Linked DNA regions of Homo sapiens: region 2 is linked to region 1. The links are chromatin loops, found by intact Hi-C in ENCODE. Cell type or tissue: HepG2. All regions are shown on one strand.

Region 1 (8,000 bases):
CAGATCACTTGAGGCCAGGGGTTCGAAACCAGCCTGGACAACATGGCAAACCCCTTCTCTACTAAAGATACAAAAATTAGCCAGGCGAGGTGGCGCACGCCTGTAACCCCAGCTATTTGGGAGGCTAAGGCATGAGAATTGCTTGAGTCTGGGAGGTGGAGGTTGCAGTGAGCCAAGGTCGCGCCACTGCACTCCAGCCGGGGCAACAGAACAAGACTCTGTCTCAAAAAATTTGGGAACAGAAGCCCTTGATAGCAACGGGCCTTATAAAATCATGGTTTAGGGCATGGGCAGATTCAGGTTTGAATGCTGGCAAAATGACTTGCTAGCTGTGTGAGCTGGGGGAAATTTACTTACTCTGAGCTGTTTCCTTGTAAGATAAGATTATCTCAAAGGTCCTATAAAGACCAAAACTTTAATGACTCTTACCTACAGCAGGCTAAAGAACCTGGCAATTCTCCTCTTTAAAGGAAAAAATAATTTAGTACTCAAAGGGGTTTTATATAGCCTTATGGATTGAAAAAGAACAACTGAATGAATAAACTGCTACAATAGATGGCACTTATCCCCATGGAGACTCATTCACATCCATGTCCCCTTGGCTGACCTGTATCCATGTGGTGAAGTCCGTTGTGGTTGTTACAGTGATTATTTAACATGTAAAGAAATTCATCTTTTCGAAACAGGGTCTTGCTCTGTCACCCAGGCAAGTGCAGTGGTGTGATCTCAGCTCACTGTAACCTCTGCTTCCCAGGCTCAAGCGATCCTCCCATCTCAGCCTCCCATGGAGCTGGGATTACAGGCATGTGCCACCAAGCCCAGCTAATTTTTGTATTTTTTTATGGAGATAGTGTTTTGCCATGTTGCCCAGGCTGGTCTCGAACTCCTGGGCTCAAATGATCTGCCTGCCTCAGCCTCCCAAAGTGCTGGGATTACAGACCTGAGCCACCGTGCCTGGCCAGGACTCATCTTTATTAGAAATTGATCAAGATCACTCTACACTGGTCAGTCAAGATAAGCATTTGTCTCCTAACTCCCTAAAACTGTTTTGCTCAAAGTCAAAAGTCTACCTGATATCAACATGGCAAATGAATCTTTTCCCACTTAAAATATGTCTTTGTCACCTGATTTTGAAATACAGCAACAAATGCCTATAAGAATTGTGACTACAGGAGTCACCTGTTTTGGGAAGTTTAAAAAGCTGAATGTTTTTCAACATTTTTATTCTTTACTATGCCTGGAAGAAAAACTTTGATGGAAAAATAGTTACTATTTCAATGTACTGGCACTCAGTCACCCTGAGACCCTTGCAGGCCTTTGTCGGAGAACTGGGCCAAGGCGTCTCCCCTGGGGAGCAGGCAAGTAAGGGTTTCTTGCTTGGTTCCCAGCTAACAAGCTCAACATCCCTGAGACCCTCTAAAGTTAAACATGGGTGAGAGCAGTGATGATGGGACAGTAAGAGAGTGAGGTTTGGGACCATGGATCCCACACAACCACGGCGTATGCAGCACTGACTCTCGATCCTTTTATGGAGCTCTGGATTTATGAAGTATCATTTATTCTAATAACCATATGTGCTAAGCCAAATAAGGGTTATCTTCCCATTTTTCAGATGAAGATACTGTCTTGTCCACACAGGAAGCAGGAGAGCCAATACTAAGAAGCCAGTACACGAGTCGCTTCACTTTTTTAGGGAGCTTGTGGGTGAAAATACTGGCATCTCCTGCAATGGGCATTTCCCCTGGCCTCGCAGTACGACAGCCCCCCACGCTAAGGAACAGTAGCCACGGGACATTTATTGGTTCCTCTGTTGCTACCAGGGGCAAGCTGGAGAGGCCCCAGTGACTTGGGAAGGAGCGCGTTCCTAAAGGGCGGGGGATCTTAAAGGGCCGGGGGGATCTGGAGGCTCGGCCAAGCGTCCTCATACCGAGGCAGAGAGCTGTACTGGCGCTGGGCCTGCTGGGAGCTCTCGCGCTCCTCCTGCCGCTGCCGCTGCATCTGCACCTCCACGGACACCGAGTGTCGCCCGCTCTGCGTCGCCGGCCGTGCGTTCGGCTGGAAGAGGAAAATACAAGCACATCGTTAACCAGAAAGTTCTGTACAGATCACACAACTGGTTGACTCCATTTCGATTCTTATGAATTGACTTTGAAAATTTTGAAAATTCTGTGATTTGTTTTTCAAAATCGTTTCTTTGAGAAAAGTGGCATACATATATTTGCTCTTATGAGCCCATAAACACTCAATTTTCTTAAACTGTGATTTTGGCTTTGGCATGTGGTTTAAATTGAAGAGATCAAACTTTCTAGTCTTCTTTAATTTTTTTTTTTTTTTTTTTTTTTTTTTTTAGAGATGGGATCTCACTCTGTCACCCAAGCAGGAGTGCAGTAGTGCAATCATGGCTCACTGCAGCCTTGAACTCCTGGGTTCAAGTGATCCTCCCACCTCAGTCTCCCGAGTAACCGGGATTACAAGCACAGGCCACCATGCCTGGCTAATTTTTTTTTTTTTTTTTTTTTTGGTAGAGATGGGGTTTCCCTATGTTGTCCTGGCCTCAAGCAATCCTGCCTCAGCCTCCCAAAGTGCTGAGATTACAGGTGTAAGCCACTAAACCCAGCGTCTAGTCTTTATAATGAGGCTTGGTAAATGCTGACATAAGACACCATTTACCTCTCTCCAGAATACACAGAGCAGATACAATAAGAATGAGGCTCTTCCAAAAACTAGAAGATGTTAATGCCAAAAATAAATAAATAAATAAAAATTTGCTACAACTCTCAAAAGAGGGAAAGTCCAGGAGTGCACACCTGTGAGGTGGCCATGTTGATGAATTTTGGGGGGTAGGTATATATTTTAGTTTTACAGCAGGATACAGTATAGCTGATTCCCTTTCTAGTACAGGATGACAGTGAAATTTTAAGCCAAGATTAGTTTAAACTAGGTACCAACAGGTCTCCTGCAATCCACAGATGGCAGCCAAACAGGGAACAGAAATGCCTATCAAAAGAACAAACCCAAAAGCTACTCGCTACTTAAATTGGTTATTAGGTAATGCATTTTACCTTAGTTATTAGGAAATGGCAATTTACCTAAGTTAATCATCCCCTATAGAGAACACTTCAATCCTTCTAACTAAATACTTTGGTTAGCACTCCATTTCAGGAGTTCAAGACCAGCCTGGGCACCACAGTGAGACCCTGTCTCCACAAAAAAATTTTAAAAATTAGTCAGGTGCAGTGGCACATGTCTGTGATCCCAGCTACTTGGGAAGCTGAGACAGGAGGACCGCTTGAGCCTAGGAGATTGAGGCTGCAGTAAGCCATGACCGTGCCATTGCACTCCAGCCTGGGTGATGGTGCAAGACCCTGTCTCAAAAAAAGAAAAAAAAAAAAGGAAAAACGAAAAGAAAGAAAAGAAAAAACATACTTTGGTCAGCAAGTCATCTGGTGATTGGTGCTTCTCACCGAAATCAGATTACTGAACGTGTATACCGCATGGTATAGATCAGGTTTCTGGGATGCTTCAATTTCTCACTGACAATGGTTACCTTACCTTCTAGATCTGGCCTTTTGAAATAAAAGTAGCTGTGCTCAAAATATACAATGGTGCCTCTACATTTATGAAACATCCCAATGGTTTGTCACAGCATCAGCAGTAGGCCCCTTAAGTGATCCTTTTCAGTACTCGCCACCCTCAGTTCCCCCTCTGTTATGCAACGTTGTGCAACAGGCATAGTCTGAGTGAGGAATGTCTGTTTGAAACAAGTTATTGATTTTCTTTTAGAGTTGAAAGCTAATGGTAGACTTTGCCCTGATAATGATTTTCTAAAACAACAGAGTCTGAACATTCATTTGGCGAGCTGTAAGATAACAGGTAGCCTTGTTACCAAAAGAATGGCTCCTATGGTTGGCTTTGGCCAGCACAGAAAGAAATCAAGCATCATCTATTGTTCTCTTTCTGCAAAGCCAGCACAACCTTACTTGTTGATAAGCAGTAATGAAGCAATATACAGGACAAACATTTCAAAGCATATGGGCTTAGTTAGTGAGCATATTAAAAATATCCCGATACAAAAATAATGTGTGAGGAGATTAGGCTTTACAATACCCCAGTCTCTACTAGGGGCTTTATAACCACACTCACTGGAACAAATGTGTATTCAGAGACCCGCTTCACAACACCGTTCAAATAACACATCAGTGAGGCCTTCAGCAAGAAAAACACTTCGCTGAGCGAGTTCTGCTTATGCAAACAATTGTTCATCAACTGCATTAAAAGAGACAGACATTTTCTTCCATTACACTTGATGAGGCTGGCCAAAAAGGAAACTGAGCTGTTTTCTTGTCACGGTGAGCAATGGGAAGCTTGAGATAAACCACTGGACAGAAAGAAAACACTACACCATTTCCTTTACACCCTCAAAAGAACCACATTTTCCTTTCCTTTTCACTCAGTGTAAACTATATGCATGTGTCAAACAGTCTTGAAAGATCTGGCATTCTGCAGCAGGATTTAGTAACCAGCTTTTTAAGCTCGTGCTGTTCTGTGACAAGCTGCTTGTGGAGATGTGAAGGGAAATTGCAAGGTCTTGTAGAAATTTCAGGTGTATTTTTAAGTTGTTTCTCCCATAGGCCTGAAAATTTGCTTCTGACAGAGAAAAAAGAAGTTGAAGGACTTGTTTTCTCTGCTGTGTGTTTTCTGACACTGTTCGCCTCAAACTTTATCAGCTACAAGTATCTAGTTGGATCTGGATACATTCCAATGATGACATTATCAGCATATGGGGTCTGAAAACTTAAAAGGAGTGAATGAGTTTGGGATCAGCAAACTGACATATTTCATACTATCATGCTCACCAGGAAGAAACATAAACATTGGCTTCACCATTAATAGTTTACTCCATTTCTCTTTTTAGAACTTGCAAAAGGGTGGGTTACTAAACAGAATCACTCTTACCTTTAAGATAAAACCCTCTAACAGGTCACATATTTCAAGGAAGATTGCATACATGACCAGCCCAGAGCAACAACTAAATAAGTTCATCCCGGCAAGTTTGACACTTGACCTGAATAAAAATCACCCCTCTAATTCACAATTTAAATGAAGACCTCTTAAAAACAAAAACTGGATGAACAGTATTACAATGGCAATCTGGAATTTTACACACTGTGGCTTCAATCCCTATGGCATGAACAAAATAATGTATCTGAGTCCAAGCACAAAAATAAAGTGAAGAAAAGAGGTAATTTGTAACCTCACAGAGAAGTGTATGTTTTCAAATAAAATATCATCAACAACTGCAGCGACAAAGTAACACCCACATAGGGAAATACCTGCGCAGGCATAACTGTAATAACTCTGGAGATTCACCAGAGAACAAGGCGAAGCTCTGTTCTAACAGTGCAAATTACAAATAACCCTGTGATGAAATTGGTTACAAGCAATGACCTTTTAAATAAAAAAAAAACATGGCTGCCAGAGCCATAATAACAATAGAGATTGTAAGATGGAAATAAACACACGAGTATATATTACACAGGATGCTGGAGAGCCATGATATGTAAATCTCTTCATGGCCTATGTTTAAAACCACAAGTGAAAAATATGTATTTTTTTTTGTAAGTGGACTACAAAGTACTTGTCTTTCTCATAGATTATAAAGGGATAATAATTCAAGCTTGAGGAAGCTATACAATGTTGGTATCATTTAGTAGGGTAAAATATAAAAAAATATTTTCCACAGTTTTTTTTTTAAACATTTTGTTTTTATTTTAGAGTCAGAATCTTGCTCTGTTGCCAAGGCTGGAGTACAGTGGCACAATTACAGCTCACTGCAGCCTCAAACTCCTGGGCTCAAGCTGTCCTCAGTAGCCAGGACTACAGGTATGCACCACCATGCCTGGTTAATTTTTTTTTTCTTTTTAATTTTTGTAGAGGCAGGGTCTTGCTGTGTTGCCCAGGCTGGTCTTGAACTCCTGCTCTCAAGTGATCCTCCCACCTTTGCCTCCCAAAGTGCTGGAGATTACATGCTTGTAATGGTCTCATACGGTGTTTTATGAATTAAGTCTTTAAGCATTTCTCTTAATTAAATAAAATCATTGCTTCAAAATAAAAATAGAAAAAAATGAAAATACAAAACGAAATATTTAATAGACAGTTAACAGAGTAAAGAACAAACATGAATATCCACAGTACAAAGTTTCAGTACTAATTAGAACTAGGTAATACTGTAAGACTTTGACAGCTTAATATGCGAGTGTGCTGCCACTTATGAAATAAAATCATTGTTATATTAACATATACATAGAATATTCAATAATTTCAAATAATCTATCACTTTTCTTCTTATAGATAAGGAAAATAGTGTGTAAGTATGTGTGGGTGTGCACGTGTATATATATATCCACACACATATGTAATATTTTTATAAAGGATCACTTTGAGCAGATTTTCTCCTTAAATTATGAATGATAAAAATCTGCAAAATTTTGTATGTCCAAGGGCACATATAGAAAACAAAAAGTAAAATACAAAACATTCAGGCACTTTGGATGAAAACCTGTGATGAAGATGATGGTGAGAATGATGCTGATGACAAAAAGACTAATGGCATTCCCTTGAGATTCACAATCCTTACTTTAGCAATTCACATGAGCTGTGACCCTAATAGGAATTCCATATTCTGATAAGAGTAGCAATTTAAAGATTTGGTAGGGAGCAGAAATCATTTTTATGCCATTAAATCATGTGAAGAGTGTCAACTGTTGACTCTGTTGAAAAGTGGCCAGTGCTAATATTGGTAATTATTTTCTTCAGTAGACTTATGTACAACCTTTAATCAAAACAACGTTAACTTTTGTCTACCCATCGTGCCTTCCCAGCCTTCCGCACCCACCCACACATGCCATAATTATGTAACTATTGACTGAACTCTTGTGGGTCTTGAATGTTGAAAAGCTTAATTGCTCCTAAGGATGTGAGTAATGGCTGAAAAGACTGCAAAGCACACCCGTTTCCCTCATGAAGTTTTTAGAAATGAATGTTTTGGTCTTAATTGTATTTGTCTTCACCTCATCTTTCACACCAGTGCTTAGATCTTTTATCCCCGCCCCCATCTTAAGCAATAGGAACACTGAAAATAAAAAGGTTGCTCTACAAAACAAGCCAGGCACTTTAGTATCTGGGCTAATGGCAACCCAAGGTAGCTTCAGGAGTTCCTACCACACAGGGCTTCTGAGCATAGCATGGCCATGAGTCACAGAGCCTTTGGCTGAGGGACAGGTCACAGGGCAGAATAAAGTGCTGACTTTGCGACAGTACAGAGGCTCTCTCCATGTGTGATGGGCACCTCTCTGCAGATGGCTTATCTCCAGGTCTATTTCTTTCTTTTTTTTTTTTTGAGACGGAGTCTTGCTCTTGTCGCCAAGTTAGAGTGCAATGGCGTGATCTTGGCTCACTGCCACCTTAGCCTCCTGGGTTCAAGTGATTCTCCTGCCTCAGCCTCCTGAGTAGCTGGGATTACAGGCACCTGCCACCACGCCCGGCTAATTTTTGTATTTTTAGTAGAGACGGGGTTTCACCATGTTGGCCAGGCTGGTCTTGAACTCCTGACCTCGGGATCCACCCACCTGGGCCTCCCAAAGTGCTGGGATTATAGGAGTGAGCCACCGTGCCCGGCCCTCCAGGTCTATTTCTATGCGAGGTGATTTCCACCCAACTAGAGCTAGGGTCATACTCATTTCAAGGCTGTCAACTAAGGCAGCATTTTTTGAGTCAAGGCATGGAGGCCGCTAGGAGAAAATGAGAGCAGATACTTTTTAAGTCTTAAAAAAGATGGAAACGAAAGGAAAACCACCATTTTCTGAAATTGCCCAGGCACAGGGAGGCAATCTAGTGGTACAGAGTGGCTGTGTGCTATGACTGCCTTGCCAATTAAAGCAGGCAGAGCCCTAAGAGGGCAGGGAGAGCTATTAAAGTCTGAAACAGGAAAAGGGAGAAAA
Region 2 (8,000 bases), 110 kb after region 1:
CCTGATCAACATGGGGAAACCCCATCTCTACTAAAAATACAAAAAAATAAGCTGGACATGGTGGTACATGCCTGTAATCCCAGCTACTCAGGAGGCTGAGGCAAGAGAAGCGCTTGAACCCGGGAGGCAGAGGTTGCAGTGAGCCGAGATTGCGCCATTGCACGCCAGCCTGGGCAACAAGAGCGAAACTCTGTCTCTAAATAAATAAATACATACATAATAAAAAAATAACAGATGTTGGTGAGGTTGTGGAGAAAAGGGAATGCTTACAAACTGCTGGAAGGAATGTAAATTATTTCAGCCACTGGTGGAAAGCAGTTTGGAGATTTCTCAAAGAACTTAGAGCTACCATTCAACTCAGCAATCCCATTACTGGGAATATATATATATATTCCCAGTAATGGGAATTATTTTTTATATATATATATATATATATATATATACTGGGAATATATATGTATATATAAAATTTATATACCCAAAGGAATATAAATCATTCTACCATAAAGACACATGCACGCCTATGTTTATCATAGCACTATTTACAATAGCAAAGATAATGGAACCAGCCTAGTTGCCCACCAATGGTGGACTGAATAAAGAAAATGTGGCACATATACACCATGCAATACTAGGCAGCCATAAAAAGGAATGAGATCCTGTCCTTTACAGCAACACAGATGGAGCTGCCATTATCCTAAGGAAATGAATGTGGGAACAGAAAATCAAATACTGTACGTTCTCAATTATAAGTGGGAGCTAAACATTGAGTACACATGGACACAAAGAGGGAACAATAGACACCGGGGCTTACTGGAGGGAGGAGGGTAAGGACTGAAAAACCACGTAACCACTACTATGCTCACTACCCGGATGCCAAAGTAATGTGTACACCAAGCCCCCATGACATGCAATTTGCCCATGTAACAAACTTCCACGTGTACCCCCGAACCAAAACATAAAAGCTGGAAGAAAAATAAAAAAGAATCTACATGCAAAAAATTATACATATTAACGGTTCCATTTATATGAAATGTCTAGAAGAAGCAAATCCACAGAAGCAGATAAGCTGGGGTGAGAACACTGCTGGGATTTTTGTGGATAGAAATGTTAAAAGACTAGATTGTGGTGACAGTTGCACAACTCTATGAATTTACTAAAAATTATAGACTTGTACACTTTAAACGGGTGAATTATATGATATGAACATTATACTTCAATAAAGCTGGTATAAAGTATTGGTTAGGATGAAAATGGCAGAGGAAGATATGGGATTTTAAGCAGCACAGGAGCTGAATCGTGTTCAACAAAATTACTTAAATGAAAAAACAGACCCTGTGCTCCCAAATGCAAGCTGAGACATCCCCTCCACCATGTGAAACTCTCTTCATCTGTCCCTTTATTACGCACGTGTGTTTCTGAGGCAGGTAACTCTGGGATTATATTGAAGCTTCTCTCTTTTTTGCTTTTTATTCCTGTAGTCACCACACCTCGTCTGAGATCACACTTCTTTCCTCTTTATATCCAAGTTACTCCATGGCCCTGATCTCTGTTTCTCCTGAGTAGAGGGCTGATGAGGACATCATAACAGTGTTTCCTTATCATTTCCTTCAGCCTCCAAACCTCCAGCAACTGGGTCCCCTGTCCCTTTGACTCAGTCCTCACAACAGCCACACGCCTAGCCAATGGGATCACCAAGCCCAGCTTCTCAGCATCAGCTATATGACTGCTTCTGCATGAGATGCCTCTCCTCCAAATACAGCTTAAAAAATTTTCCTCCTCCTTATTTTATTTAGAGACAGAACCTTGCTCTGTCACCCAGGCTGGAGTACAGTGGCATGATCACAGCTCACTGCAGCCTTGAACTCCTGGGCTCAAGCAATTCTCCCACCTTGGCCTCCTGAGTAAGCTGGGACTACAGGTGTGTACCACTATGCGCAGCTAATTTTAGAATTTTAGAATTTTTATTGTAGTGTAGAATTTTATTCTAGTGATAGGGTCTTGCTATGTGACCCAGGCTGGTCTCTGAACTTCTGACATTGAGTGATTCTCCTACCCTGACCTCCCAAAGCGCTAGGATTACAGGTGTGAGCCACATCTGGCCCCAACTCTTCTTTTTAAATACATTCCACAACTGTTATGCCTAAATATGCCTCTTTAATACTATCATTTTGCTCTTGTTCATACGTCCCATCATAATTCTTCTCTAGTTGAGGGTGCGTGTGTGTGTGTGTGTGTGTGTGTGTTCAACCTGCTCAAAAACTCCAGGTCACAAACTCTGTTCTGCCTCATATTTCTTATGTTTTCAGTACACCTAATCAATTTTTGTTGTTTTTGTTACTGGGCAATGAATGAACAAGCAAACAAATAACCAAAGGAGAGAATGAGTGAAGTGCTGATGCAACAAAGAAACATGTCTTTCATTTTATTCATCCAATTTGTGCATTTTAGTACCTTTTCTTACATAAAAGTCTTAAGTGAGAACTATTCATCTAGCTTTTGTCATGTGGCTCTCAAACGAATTCCTATTTGCATTTGGACAGTTTAAAAATACTGAAGCGTTAGTTCACATTTATACACTTGGGCAGCAATGAGGTGCGACAGAAAAGGCAAATACATTAGTGTCAAATATGAATAACCTTTCCTTGCCCAGCTCTGGGGAGGCCCTGAGCTGAGGAAACAATGTGGCCTTCTGTTTCTATTTAATACATTGAGCAACCACAAATCAAAGACTGTAACCAATAAATAAATACATACCATAGAACATAAACCTACCCAGCCACAGAAATCAGGAAAGCCTCAACATGTGGATTTCCTGAGCAGGGAGAAACACACCAGGGCCTGGTCCACCCAGCAGCAGCAGGTACTACCTGGAAGAACTTTGTGCCTCTTCCATCATCCCCTTCTACCTCTACTCCAGACCTCTGCATGAAGGCAGATTCCGTTCTAAACTCACACTGGTAAAGTTAAGTATTTTGTCTATATTTGCCAAAAAGCAATGTACAAAGACATCTCAATACGGCCAATATCTAGAGAAGAAATAGACTGAAAGTTTTCCATACCTAGCGACTCCCACTAGTCACCTGACTATAGGTCTGGACTGGCTCTACCTCCTCCAAATTATTTTTCCTTTAGTCAACTGAATACTGAGGATGTCTTGTCATATTTTGGCCTTTTCCTTCTCAATGCAAACCAACCACCAGGAAAGCTAGAAACTCTTTTTCTCTCTATTCTAAAATAACAAGTTTGGAGAGCAGAGAGGAAATTGTACAACTGGCAACTTAAAAAAACAAACTAGGGGCTGGGATTGGTGTGGTGGCTCACGCCCATAATCCCAGTGCTTTGGGAGGCTAGGGCGGGAGGATCACTTGAGGCCAGGAGTTTGAGAGCAGCCTGGGCAACACAATGAGACCTCATCTTTATCAAAAAATTTAAACATAGCTGGGCATTGGGGTGAGGATACAGTCCCAGCTACTTGGAAGACTGAGGTGGGAAGATCTCTTGAGTTCAGGAGTTCAAGGCTGCAGTGAGCTATAATCGCACCACTAGCATTCCAGCCTGGGTGACAGAGCGAGACCCTGTATCTTAAAAAAGAAAACCCCAACTGAAACTCAGGTTACTCCAGTTGTATCCAAAAGCGGAGGTTCATCCTAGCCACAAAAATTTCTCAGTTTGTCATATTTGTTTTAGACATCCACATATATATACATGTTCAACAAAATTTATTAAAATAGCTTTATATACTCTATTCTTACAGGAAAAAATATATACATGAGATATTTTTTCCTTTTGACATACACTAGTGTTATTAATATAATCTTAGGCAAAAAAAAAAAAAAAAAAAAAAGAACTTGTTCATTAACTACAAAGAATCAACTTTTGGTTCCTGAACTATATTACTTCCAGAAGTCACACTACTGGAAATATATTAGTTACCTCTGAAGGTCACAAAATTTCAATCAATTTTAGAATGTCAGGGCTGTCTATGGCATATTCCAAACCTCGACATTCAAAGTGGCAGCTGTGGCTTACAGATGATCATCTTTCAGGTCCATCTCTAACTGACGCAATTTCCACAGGGCAGAGATGTGCAGAAAACTTGTATGAGGCAAATGTCTTCTCTTGAATGTCTCTACCACTCCCCCTAAACAGCCACTCATTGTTCTCTGACATGGACAGATTTGCTTTAAATCTTCATCTTTTTTTTTTCTCTCTTGAAGCTCTCTTGCTTGTTAACGCCCTGACCTTCGCATCTGTGCTCAGATGACAGCTAATGTCATCTGCTCCAACAATGCCGACTATTGGCAAGGAACATAAGCACGCTCAGTGATGTCACTGAACTCATTAGGGATATATTTGACATTCTGGCCCAAGAGAACATACTTATTAAACACAACCTTAGTGATCAGCAGTGTGGCCTGTTGATAGTAAAGTAAAACAATACATGTTTTGTCCTCCTATAAAAATAGCACTTTGACCAAGAAATAGGCTTTCTGTTCTTATCTCCTTAATTATAGCAGCAAAGCAAACTAAGAGATAACTTACATACCAAGAGATAATAGGCCGAAACACTCAGCGCTATGTTAGGCGCTTCACAGAACTCGAATAAAGGTCCAAATATTAATCAATCATTAAGCAAATACTTCACTTTCCCAATCCTGGTTTGAGAGCAGAGTCAGAGGTTAATGCTGCTGAGATAATATTACCAGATACCACGTCTTATAGGTATTCAATAGCAATATCTAAATTATACTATTAGTCCAGATATGAGATATTTGGGGGACTGATAAAACTCACAAAATGTTTCTTCCAAGGACTCCAGTCAATTGCAATTTTATGACCCTATCTATTTGGTAAAGATGACTGGACCTGGATATGACAGACAGAAAGGGGAGCTTGAAAAGGTCACAGTAACATCTCTGCTCTGCAGCGTCACAGCACACACCTAAACAGTTTAGGAAACCTGGTAAAACACGGCCATGTGGGCTTCTCTTTAGACCTCACGAGAGGCAAACCTTTAATCAGGACTTAAAATCCCAACAACTTATCTTCTGAGATTTTTCAAACAAGATGACTTTTATACACGTGAATGAAATGTTCCTCTTTTATAGAACAGTATGTTGGAAGAAAGTTCAACACGAAAATCATAAAGGAATATTGTGCAATACAAACAAGAACTTGGTCCCCAAATTACAATATAGAGAAAGTAACTGGGAAGGGTAGGTAGGATTGTTGCCTCCTGGCAGGTATAGTCAAATGTTTTCCTTTTTTCTTTTAGAGACAAAGTCTTGCTGTATTGCCCAAGCGGGAGTGCAATGGTGTGATCATAGCTCACTGTAACTTTGAACTGCTAGGCTCATGCAATTCTCCCATCTCAGCCCCACAAGTAGCTAGGACTACAGGCACATGCCATCACGTGTGGCTAATTTTTTAATTTTTTGTAGTGACGAGATCTCGCTATGTTGCCAAGGCTGGTCTCAAACTCCTGGGCCTCCAGCAATCCTCCAGTCTCAGCCTCCCAAAGCTCTGGGATTACAGGCCTGAGCCACCGTGCCCGGCCCATCCTCAAATGTTAATTTTTTTTTTTTTTTTTTTTTTGCCTAGCTCCAAGTAGGCCCTGAACTGAGGAAACAATTTGGCCTTTACATTCCCTTGGACTCTCTGTGTCAGAATGGAGTGCCCTTGCCTCCCGTAAACTCTTCAGCCTACTACCCCATCAGGCGTGTAGCCAGATATCCTCATGTAGCTAAATCCATGGACATCATTCTGTTACATCTTAAGCATCTCTTAGGTCCGCTAGAAACAGTGGACTGCTGCCTCCTTCCTGTCTTGGTTTCTATAGGACTGCATTCTCTTGATTTCTATTATTCCTGCTACCCCATCTCAGTTTCCTTTGCTCCTTGTCGCTTCTGTACTGATCTCTCAACACAGGAGATTCCCAAGGGCTCAGAACTAGCCCTTCTCTCTCTTCCATTCTCTCCCTCGATGATATCGTCCATTTCCATGGTTTTAAATACCATCTGCATGTTGATTTCCACATCCATAACTCCAGTCTACATGTCTTCTCTGTCCACCATATTCACATATCTAACCATTTGCTTGACATCTCAAACTCAGCATGTTCTAAACTCAACACTTACAATGCTCTAAGCCTGTTTCTCTTGCTTTCTGCATCTCAAAAAGCAGTGCCCCAGATATTTAGTTGTTCAAGTCAGAATCTTGCCAGTCATTTTTTATTTCCTACCCAATAAGCATCAGGTCCTATAGGCTCTAGGTTTAAAATCGCTCTCTCGTCTATTTATTTCTATCCCATCCCACCTCCTAGTGCAAGCCTCCATGATTCTGTCCCAGGAGCAGCAGCAGCTCCCTCACACAGGCTTCCCTGCCTCAAGGCTGCCCACTGTGCTGGATATTCACCTACTGTCTGTCTCTGAGCTCCAAGGTGGCCCTTTACACTCTGCACTGTGATGTGGGAGCTGCCTTCTGCAGTTATTATCTCCAGTTACCCTGTGTTGCCTTTTTCTTCTACTTCCAACACCTGTGTAACCAAGCCCCTATACTAAATCTCATCTGTTTGAAGTACCTAGTGCAATTTCTGATATAACTACTGATATAGAACTACTTTGTAATCAATTTCTGATACAACTACTGATAAAACTACTTTGGCTGATGTAACTACTTTGTAATCAATTTCTGATATAACTACTGATACGTAACTACTTTGTAATCAATTTCTGATATAACTACTGATACATAACTACTTTGTAATCAATTTGTGATATAACTACTGATATAACTACTTTGGCTGATACAACTACTTTGTAATCAGTTTCCCTCATAAAAAGCCATTGGGATGTTTCAAAATTATGAATCAGACTATGCTCACAATCTAAAGAACACTATATGGCTCCCTATGACATCCGGAATAAAATTTCATATTTTAGCTTTGCCTCGGTAGGTTCATCTGCCACATACCTCTCTGATTTCTTCCCATACCACTCAACACACTGTAGCCACACTGACTACCTTCTAGTTTCTGGCCCATGCTAAACATCTCCCAGCCTTTTGCTTTGTCCACATAGCTCCCTTCTGCCTGGGTGGCTCTTTCCTCCCTTCTCTGCATGAATGACTTCTTTGCATCCTTCAGTACTCAGCCAAATGTCATCTTCCCAAAGAAATTATTCAGCACCTTGATTATGCTCTTATCATAATGTATTACAAAATATTTATTCATTTATTTTATTTTTTAGTTAACTCCCATCCCCCATGCTAGAAAAGGCAAGGACTTTATTGAACTCACCACTATGTACCCAGCACAGTGACCTCCAATATATATTTGCTCAATGAATGAATGAATGAGTAAATGGATATCATTCTTATGTTTTTGTAAATGAATGACTTTCAAATACCACAAATAATTGGTAAAAACAGAAATAGCTCTCTTTCTTATAAAAATGATTTTGCAAGGCAAATTGATAACATACATGCACTTTATGGAGAAAATAACTTAAAAATACTAGTCCATGGCGGATTCTTTAGAAATTGCTTTATTTACCAAGTTTTGTGCTATTTGTAAATTTTCCTTATCTATTTGCCAAAGCAATTTCTCCAAGGAACTCCATGAATCTGACAGTAATTAAGTTACTATTAATTTTTTAAAAATATTCTACAATTCAGATTACTAATTTAGTTAGGTCTTTCTCCTGCTTAATGTGAATTTATTAAGTTTTGCCATATTTTCTTCATTCATTTTTTAAAGGTAAAATTATTATGTTATAGAACTATAAAAGCTTCTTAAATTACTAGGTTGAAATTCCCAACAAATCTTCCTGGAACTATAAAAGCTAATGTCAGGGCTGAAGCATCGGAGAGATTTGCAGTCAGCCCAATTCTGCTGCTAAACATGACAATGACTTGGGTGAGAATCAGCTCATAGGTTGGTAAGATTCTAGGCATGCTTCCAGAGTCGACCACATTGACTTTTTGTATAACCTCATTCA

What was found. Hi-C counts contacts between places; a loop is a spot of excess contacts. Peaks named below come from ENCODE experiments on the same cell type or tissue, not always from the same donor. Only the 100,000 strongest peaks of a DNase experiment are listed, where the experiment ranks them.
Region 2: a loop joins it to region 1, with 10 times the contacts of the local background. A loop is called at or near these places in 2 of 110 quality-filtered maps.

Annotation. Positions count from the first base shown.
Region 1 is chr10:34,117,686-34,125,685 of GRCh38, forward strand. PARD3 (par-3 family cell polarity regulator) reads right to left here. Exons shown (of 25, transcript NM_001184785.2): 24 at 1,928-2,055. Among named protein-coding and RNA genes, the nearest start is that of LINC02629, 220 kb to the left of the region's middle. In HepG2, no CTCF peak of the experiment used is centred here; DNase peaks (open chromatin) are centred at 3,796, 4,206 and 7,236; H3K4me3 peaks cover 864 bases.
Region 2 is chr10:34,227,442-34,235,441 of GRCh38, forward strand. All of the region lies in intron 22 of PARD3 (par-3 family cell polarity regulator), which reads right to left. Among named protein-coding and RNA genes, the nearest start is that of LINC02629, 330 kb to the left of the region's middle. In HepG2, no CTCF peak of the experiment used is centred here; DNase peaks (open chromatin) are centred at 4,310 and 5,320; H3K4me3 peaks cover 1,294 bases.